Regions from separate parts of the Homo sapiens genome. Here regions 2 and 3 are each linked to region 1. A link is a contact called in ENCODE Hi-C data. All regions are on one chromosome and are shown on one strand. Each heading gives the region's core, a stretch centred on a gene start or an enhancer-like site at or near the end of the contact. The rest is flanking DNA. Distances are from core to core; before and after follow the strand shown.

Region 1 (2,971 bases), core at 342-2,841:
TGACAGCAGCTGTTGCTATTTGCAGGGCCTATTTTTGACCAACAATTCCTAACTCCATATCTCTAACTTACAAAGTGGTATCCCGTTGTCCTGACTGATCTATTCTGAACTGATGAACTATTTCATTTAATCAAATGGGCTTTAATACATTTTTAACCTGACTGAAATTGATATTGGGATGCACCTTAGATACCCAGTCTTGGCTTAATTGTGTGAAAATCTTCTTCTAAAACCTTGATATTTTCTGATTAAGTGCAAGAAAGTGCCAGCATTGATGCATCTTGAGTTGTTGAAGTTCTGTAGATATGCTTACCTGGATAAAAGCCATTTCCAGAAATGTTTGTCTTCCTGTCCTCTCCTTTATATGCCGGTATCCAAGTAACAGAAGCTTGGGTTTTCTACCATCCATTCATTCCCCAATAATTTCCTCAAAAAATACTTACTGAGCTCCTACTGTGTGAAAGGCACTATTTTTGGTGCTGGGGATATAACACCTCATAAAATGTGAAAATATGTCATTTTAGATGTCAAACACTATCCCTTTTCTATTGCCTGTCATCGCTCTCTTAGCAGAAAGGATTCAACAGCTGCAGTCTCTAAAACTTACAAACCTTCTATGCCCAATCACAGAGAACAGCCATTTTCTAAAATCCCATTTCACAATCGTTCTTCACTAGTTGGAAACAGGAATGAGATGTAGTTCACTTACGTAATCCTTGTGAAGATGATGTACTGCCAATGGCATAATATAACCAGGCAACTTTTTACAAGCACTAAAACTTGAGAATGAAGTTCCTAGATACTTCATGATAAGTCAGAATTAAGAAGTCTGAGAAAAACCAGACGGCAAGTTCCGGATCAAAAAAATTTGAGGGTAAATTAGTTAAGCAGTTCAAGAAGAAAAGCATCACAAATCTACAATATCAAACCCTACCCAAATTCTCTTTAAAGTGTGGCTTTCCCCTCCCCTATATTCTTATAGGGGATTCACTTCCCTGCCAAAAAGTATGTTCTTCTCTAAAACTCGTGGTAGGTGCATAACAAGTATACTTATGGGTCGACGGTTATCAAAGTATCTTTCACCTCCCTCCCGCTGCCTCCTTTGGGACCGTCCAAAAAGAGCCCCTGGGAAGAATCGAGTTAGACTGGGCTCCCGGAAGGCCACCCAGGGGAGCAGGGGCGCGCACCTGCCTCGGCCACAATGATGAGGTTGCTGCTGGTAGGAGTCCCGGTGGGAGTCGGGGCAACCTGGAAGATCTCCTCTCTCTGGGTATTAAATGAGAGTCCCGACTGAGTGCCCAGAAACTTCTGCAGTCTTGTTTCCGTGGCCTGGGCCCTCCCCAGCCTCCCCGGTCAGGCGACAGACGCGCGTGGCACTTCTCCCGAGCGTGCAGTCCCGCTACGTCGCAGCCCTTGGACCAAACCCGGCAGCAAGCGTTGCGCCAATTGCCGCTGACCCCTCCGGGACCCTACCCACTGCGAGGGCACCCACTGGTCACGGAGCCGCCGCTTCCCTGGCCGCCTCCTCCAGCATAGAACCGCTCACCTGCGACCCCGGCGGCACCTCCCCACGGTCGCCCCAAGGGGGGTAGGAAAAAAGATGCTTCATTGATCCCCCGCCCACTAACTGGGCCCGCCCATCTCCCGCCACCCCAATGGCTCATATGGCTGCCGCTCATTTGATGAGTCTCATCCATTGGTTAGAATGGTGTAGCCATTCTGGCTGAGAGCCCGCCCTAGGCCTGGCCTCACAATGGGAATCAAGTCCCAAACCGGTTCCGGGTTAGTGCCCTGGAATTCCGCCCCCTCGTGATTCACCTCCCTGTCTGTGCCCCGTCTGTGGCGCGCAGCTCTGTCAGTCAAGTGGACTCTAGGAAGGGATTGGCCCCTAGAGATCCGCTTGCTGCGCTGTTCCAACTGATTGGGGCACTGGCCGCTGCATCTCCAAACTCGTCTCTTGTCCTTGACCCTCACCTGTTAAAAGGGCAAAGAAGAAGTAGGAAACTTGTGCTGCTCCAGTCGGGTTCTTAGGCCAGCATCACCTTCTCCTCGACCAGCTGCGACCTAATTGGCCTCAGCCATTCCTCTAAGGCTGCCCGTGCCAAAGGTCGCTGGTGACTTCCTTATGGCTAAATCTAGGAGTCACTTCTTAGTCCTTATCATACTATATACTTCCCAGAAGACATTTGAATTTTTTTTTTTTTTTTTTTTTTTTTTTACCATTCTTCACTGTTTCCCCAAATATGTGCTTCTGCTTTCTTCTCTCCCAGTCCTCCTCTATATTCAAGTTTGCAGTTGCTTATTTTCTGCCGTCTCACGTTCAGGTGTTTGTGATTAGTGCACCTTTCTTCCCGCTGCCTCTGTCCAGGCCTCTGTGGACTCACCTGAATTCCATCAGTAGCCTCCTAGCTGGTCTCCCAACATCCTGTCTGCCGGACTGTAGTTCATTCTTCACGTTGTAGCCAAAATGAGCTGCTTAAAGTTTTTTAGTGGAATCTCACCACTGGTGATACAGTACAAACTCCTTATCGAACCTGAAAAATAAGGCACCTACTTTTCCCTCAACCTTCATCTCTCGACATTATACCCACATTTCTTCTTCCTTACCCCATTCCCTTTGCTTCTTTCAGTTCCTGAACTCTACAGTGGCTACTGGGAAGTCAGTTTGCATTGCTGTGTTTCCTCCCTGCTTCTCCGCTATGCCTAGCATTCATTTTTAGAAATTCCTTTCTAAAGGAAGGCTTCCAAAATTATCTCCATTCACCCTCCCTCCACTTCCAAGTATTCCCTTCCCTGTAGGTTTGCCAGATAAAAACAGGACGCTCAGTTAAATTTGAAGTTCAGATAAAAAGCAAATAATTTTTAATCTGTCCAATGGAATATTTGGTATCCATATGTTTATTTGCTAAATTTAAAAAAATAAAAATTTTTGTTTACTAAATCTGCAAGCCTACTTCAGCGAGCTCTCATC
Region 2 (2,971 bases), core at 274-2,773, 2.0 Mb after region 1:
ATTTTGTATTATGTGCCTGCGCTATTTTTAAGAAATAAATATTTAAGCATTTTAAATATTTAAACATTTTTATAACAGTGGGCCGATTCTAAATTGGATGAGAAAGAGTGAAAACAGGAGATGGCAGATAACAGGTGGGGTCAATGGAATGGAGAACTTATTGAAGTCAGAGTTGTAGCAGTGGTGTTTCCAGAACAAGTGAGTTAGGAAAATTGGAATGCTTCGGTTGACAGTAGGACGCTGAAATCAAGCTCTCAAAAGTTGTCTTAAGGTTCAGTTAAGCATAAGCAAAGGGTGGCTTGGGTAGATGGAGATTAGGATACTAGTTTCCTTTCCCTTCCTACGCTCTCAAGTGCACACTGTATTTTTTTGTTTGTAGTTTTTTTTTGTTTTTTTTGTTTTTTTTTTGAGACAAGAGTCTCGCTCTGTCGTCCAGGCTGGAGTGCAATAGCGCGATCTCGGCTCACTGCAATCTCCACCTTCAGGGTTCAAGCGATTCTCCTGCTTCAGCCTCCCGAGTAGCTGGGATTACAGGTGCCCGCCACCATGCCCGGCTAATTTGTGTATTTTTAGTAGAGACAGGGGTTCACCATGTTGGCCAGGCTGGTCGCGGACTCCTGACCGCAGGTGTCTCGGCCTCCCAAAGTGCCGATTATAGGCGTGAGCCACGGGGCCCTATAGGGATTATAGGCGTGAGCCACTGCGCCCGGCCTCTTTGCAATATTTATCACAACTCCCACTAAGTAATATTTGACTTGTGTAGCCATCCTTAACATTTGGCTACCTTATTAGGCCATAAACTCCAAACGAGCAGGGGTCTTCTCTTTTATTTAATCCTGTATTTCCTGTGCCTAGTATATACAAGTGCTCAAACAAGTATTAACTACTTGATTGGATTCTTTAAGTAGGCCCATCCCTCTTCTCTTAGTCCAGAGCTCTTACTTATTTCTACGCATTATGGCCGTATGAAGGCTGTTTGTAAACCTGCAAAATACAATACCAGGTATCCTGCAGGTTCCACATGTAAATTATATTATCTCATTGGCCAGTGGTGTGTGGTCTGAAGGGGTAAAACCCGGAGGCTTATGGTTTAGGATCTTCTAGGATAATGTGCCTTCAGAAAATCGAAGATTAATATTCATTCTCTAAACAATCTTTTTTTTTTTTTTTCAAACTTTTTTGTAATGACGAGGGTGTTGAACTGGCCTCAAGTGATCCTCCCCCTTCGGCCTCCCAAAGCACTGAACAATATTTTATCTAAGTGCCAAGCATTCCTGAATAGAAATATTAAGAGTCATCACGCTTGTGCAGTCAACACATATTTACTGGGCGCATTCTATGCACGAGTTATTGAAGACAGCTGTTGTAAGCATTTCAGGACAATGCACCTCCCTTAACACCGAGTCCGGGATTTGGGGCGGGGTGCCGGAAAACGCCAGGTCCCGCCAGCAGAGGGCACGGTCCCGGCCTCGCTGCAGCCTCGGGACCCACCGAGGCTTCCAGGCTCCCACGCTCGCTCCCGAGCGCGTCCCCGCCCTCGCGTCACGTGACGTGGCCGCGGAACCTGAGCTGCGGGGCCTAAGCCGAGCTAAATTCGTTGCAGGTGGCCGCGGCGGGTGCAACCACAAAGGCTAATCCGAAGGAGTCGGGGAGGCTCGTGGAGTCGATGCTTCCTCTTCCAAGTCAGGTCGGCTCCCGTTACCTTCTCAGCATTCGCCGTTCCGGTCTTCCTGAGCGCGTGCATGAGGTCTTTCGCGTGGGGAAGCTCCGGTGACCATGTAGGGGAGAAGAGTGAGGAAGCTCCTGGTGCTTGGGACGAGGTCAGCGCTGTCGGCGCGCTGCTCCAGCGCCCACCACACCCTGGTGCGGGCCGACGGGCCCTGGGCCCTGGTGGGAGCTCCGGCCTCCGGTCAAGGCCTGGCCGGGAGCGCCACGAATTCTCGCGTCGTCTCGCGAGAGTCCAAGTTAAAGAACATGGCGACGTCTAATCTGTTAAAGGTAAGACCCTCACTCCAGCTTGGGTTTTACTGTGTGGCCGCCGGGTTCGGCTCTTTGGGAAAGGCACGGCTCAGGTTCAGCTGCGAAGTGTGGGAGTGTTCAGGGGTTGTCCACTGGCAGGGAAGCCGCGGTGGCAGCCGGCGAGTACCGGAACGCGGGTCTGTGGCCTTGGGGTCGACAGGCTCTGGTGGTCGCTCCCGCCGACTGGCCGCTGGGAGAAAAGCCTGGCTGAGCGCTGGCGAGGAGCGATGCTTTCAAGGGACCAGCTCTGGCCGGGAGCGGGAGATGAATGGTCGTGCGGTGTCCTGACCAGCTGGGCCGTTAGTACTGTTAGGTCTCAGTTTCTTGTAAAGCAATGTCTAAGACGCATCAAAGGAAAAACCAAGAAAATGCTGCCTAACAGGTTTCAGTGACTCGACCCCCCACTTCTTCCATTTCTGTTCTCGTTCTGTCTGCACGAAATTCCGAGTCAGACCAGCAGTGCCTCCCACTCCACCCCCCTTCCTCCCTTTTCTGCGTGTTACACCTTCCCTCCTAATTCTCCCATTCTTGAGTTCATCTTTTTCCTTAGGAAACTGCTTTCTAACCCCCACCCAGTTACAGGACACAACCAGATGACAACTGATGAAGCGATACCATCGTTTTAGGGCGCAGGAAAGTTACCTTGTCAAAGACAGTATTTAAAGTTAGTTTTATATAGCAAGGGAGATCTAGGCCCACAGGGGCAGATTCTCCACCAGTTAAAAAGTTTGGAGAAGAATGAGGAAGACTTAGAACTAGTCTGTTCTGTGTATGTGTCTGTAGTAGTTAATCATTTGCCTTAAAAGTACGGACAGAAATGGGGGTAGTGAATAGCTCAGGGAACATAATATTAATGGCAAAAACCGCAGTCACTTTTGCACCAGCCTAATACAAAGGATGAACCACTTCTTCCTGAGGCCTCTCATGCCTTCAGGCAATGTGGATGAATACT
Region 3 (2,971 bases), core at 149-2,648, 1.1 Mb before region 1:
TATTTCTGAGCACAAATTCTATTTTATATAATTTGGTAGGTTCTGTGCAGATGAGAATAAAAGGGGGATCGTTTACCCTAATAAATGCTTATAGTTTTAGGAAAGGATAGACATTAAACAAAAAAATTGGTAAATATATAATTACAATTTGTGACAAGTACATTGAAGGATTTTTTAAAATCTCATTTTTATGCCAGTAAATAACAGGATATCCAGTTTAGACTGAGGATCAGAGAAGTCCTCTCTGAGGAAGTGCCTCTTAAGATGATGGCTGAAGAAGGCATATGAGTTAGCCCAATGGACAATGAAAGGAAAATTACTGTATTACAAGCAGAAAAAAACAACATGTGAATGCCTGGAGGCCCTGAGGCCCTTAGGTGAGAAACTGCTTGTCTGCATGTGGTTCAGAGAAAACAAATTATATAAAACGAAGTTAGCAGCGTCGGAAAGGTTTGTTAAGGATTTTTTGTTTTAAGATTTTGTAAGACCACTCAGGCTATTGTTTCGAGAATGAATCAGAGGCAGGAGTAGGGTTGGCGAGGATGCAAAAGAGATGGGGATATCTAATATTACTTTAGCAGACTCTCTCCTTTCTGTCACTTGTTATCCTGTGAAGATATCACTTGCTGCCCAATGAATAAAAATTAGGAAAATTGGTCTCCTGTTTTCTCATGCTCAGGGAACATCTTCTTTTCTGTACTTTTCTTCAGACAGGGAAGATCAGTGAAGTAATAAGAAATACACATATTGGTCTCTAACCCCAGTCCCTAGCACAGAACTCCTAAAACTATTGCAATTTTCTGAGCAATAGAGGTGCTAAAAGAATCTTTTGTTCTAATGTTTAGTCTCTGCCCTGATTCCTGAGACAAAGCTCCTAGTAACATTGTAGATAAAGGTGGTAGGTTAATTGTTTGTTCTAATATTTGGTCTTTGATGTAGGGTCTTGGCACAGAGGTCCTAAATCCTTTTGAATTTCCTGGGTAATAGAAGTATCTTTGGTTGTAATGAGGTGACTTGGTGGGTTTTAGGATGGGGCTGGTCACCAGAAAGACTAAACCGTGGTTATATGCTTGGAGCTCTCATCCCCACCCCCCATTCCTCAAAGAGAAGAGAAGGGCTGCAAATGGAGTTTATAATCAGTCATGGCTACATGATGAAGCCTCCCTAAAAATCTTTGAACTATGGGGTTCAGGAGCTTCTGAGTTGGTGAACACATCTGAGTGCTGGGAGGATGGTGCACCTCAACTCCATAGGGACAGAAGCTATCCTTCCAGACCTCACCCTATGTACCTCTTCCTCTGGCTGTTCATCTGTATCCTTGGTTATATCCATGATTAATAAGCCAGTAATTCTAAGTAAACTGTTTCTCTGACTTCTGTGAGCCACTAATGCAAAACATGATTTATAGCTGGTTAAGAGGAAGTATTGTTGATAACCTACTACTTGCAATTGGCCTTTGAAGTGGGGGAAATTTTTATGGTAATAAGCCTTTAACTTGTGGGATCTGACACCATATTAGTCCATTCTCATGTTGCTAATAAAGACATACCCAAGACTGGGTAATTTATAAAGGAAAGAGGTTTAATTGACTCACAGTTTAGCATCTCTGGGGAGACCTCAGACAACTTACAATCCTGGCAGACAGGGAAGCAAACATGTGTTTTTTCACATGGCAGCAGGAGAGAGAATGAGAACCAAGTGAAGGGAGAAGCCCCTTATAAACCATCAGATCTCATGAGAACTTACTATCACAAGAATAGCATGGGTAAAATAGCCCCCATGATTCAATTACCTCCCATCAGGTTTCTCGCAGGACATATGGAAATTATGGGAACTACAATTCAAGATGAGATTTGCATGGGAACACAGCCAAACCATATCAGACACTATCCAGATCCCATTATCTATCTAGATAGTGTCAGAATTAAATTGAATTATAGGAAACCCAGCTAGTGTCTGCCGGAGAATTATTTGGTGTGTGGGGCAAGACTCCCATACATCTAGTGTCAGAAATGTGGAGGTGAGTGATTGGTTGAGTGCATGAGACTAGAAATAAACAATATGATTTTTTCTTAAATCTCAGAAGGCCAACACTTTGCTTTTCTAGTTCTGAAATAATCAGAAAATAGGAGTGTCATTTTGCTGAGAATTGCCGTTTCAGACCAAAAATACACTGAACTTCAGAAAAAGATTAAGCAGTTCTGAGAATCAAGGGCTATGAAAGTAAAACGAAAATAAGACAGAGAGGAAGGAAAAAAGTGTGACTTCCTATTCTCATGCCTCAGTGTGTGTGTGTGGGGGGGGTGGGGTGGGAGTGTATGTGCGTGCTCATATATGCACTAGTTTAAGAATCTAGTATGTTTCAATTAATTTTAATTTTCAGTTTGTCTTCAAAATCCATGTCTTCTTCCAGAGGTCCACTTTCAATAACAAAAACACTTCTACTTGCCTTTCTTTAGAAACTTAAACTATCATAAAAGTCATTTCTCTTTTCCTTCTTGAATTATTCAAAGTCTGGTGCCTTAGACTTTCTTCTTCTGCCCAGACTATGCTCACACTGATGAAACCTGGGGAATCTATTCCTTTGGGTTGGGGAATATTCCCTATTCTCTCCAACAGTAAACATAAAAGATGAATTTCTTCCTAAATTACTTAAGGGCAGACACACCAGTTCTAAGTATATTACATTTTCTCTAAAGCACACATAGTTTAGTCTCATTAAGGAATATAAATTTATCCCATCAATTAGACTTTGACCTGACTTGAAAAATGATAGCCTTAGTATTATGATGCTGAGAAGCATTTGCCTCCTTCCCAAGTCTTCTTTCAATACAGAAAGACACTACATTAGCTGAGAATGCAATATGTGGGAAATTGCCTTGATGCAGTGGAAGCACTAACTGGTGAGCTATCCCAGAGGTCGAGGAACAGAAAGGCTTTCAGACCAAATTAAAATGACCAAACCACATGG

What was found. A loop is a pair of places that touch in the nucleus more often than their neighbours do. Pooled maps may share reads with other maps.
Region 2: a map of B cell shows a loop between it and region 1 (14-fold over the local background). The contact joins the promoter of CUL5 here to the promoter of MSANTD4 in region 1. A Hi-C loop is called at or near these places in 2 of 168 maps with a recorded cell type or tissue (B cell and naive thymus-derived CD4-positive, alpha-beta T cell) and 11 of 50 pooled maps.
Region 3: a pooled map shows a loop between it and region 1 (5-fold over the local background). The contact joins the enhancer-like site here to the promoter of MSANTD4 in region 1. A Hi-C loop is called at or near these places in 3 of 50 pooled maps.

What each region holds. Positions count from the first base shown.
Region 1 is chr11:106,020,649-106,023,619 of GRCh38, forward strand. It overlaps MSANTD4 (Myb/SANT DNA binding domain containing 4 with coiled-coils), which reads right to left and starts at 1,592. Exons shown (of 3, transcript NM_032424.3): 1 at 314-1,592. RefSeq lists enhancers at 1,114-1,233, 2,064-2,133 and a silencer at 1,564-1,673.
Region 2 is chr11:108,007,375-108,010,345 of GRCh38, forward strand. It overlaps CUL5 (cullin 5), which reads left to right and starts at 1,524. Exons shown (of 19, transcript NM_003478.6): 1 at 1,524-1,998. The coding sequence starts at 1,975. RefSeq lists enhancers at 1,649-1,748, 1,849-2,038.
Region 3 is chr11:104,875,078-104,878,048 of GRCh38, forward strand. LOC107984380 (a long non-coding RNA gene) reads left to right here. Exons shown (of 3, transcript XR_007062985.1): 3 at 198-491. Among named protein-coding and RNA genes, the nearest start is that of CASP4, 92 kb to the right of the region's middle. RefSeq lists a silencer at 2,159-2,248. Within about 2 kb of position 1,399, at least 3 of the 41 ENCODE cell types and tissues checked have a DNase peak (open chromatin) inside an H3K27ac peak, as active enhancers do.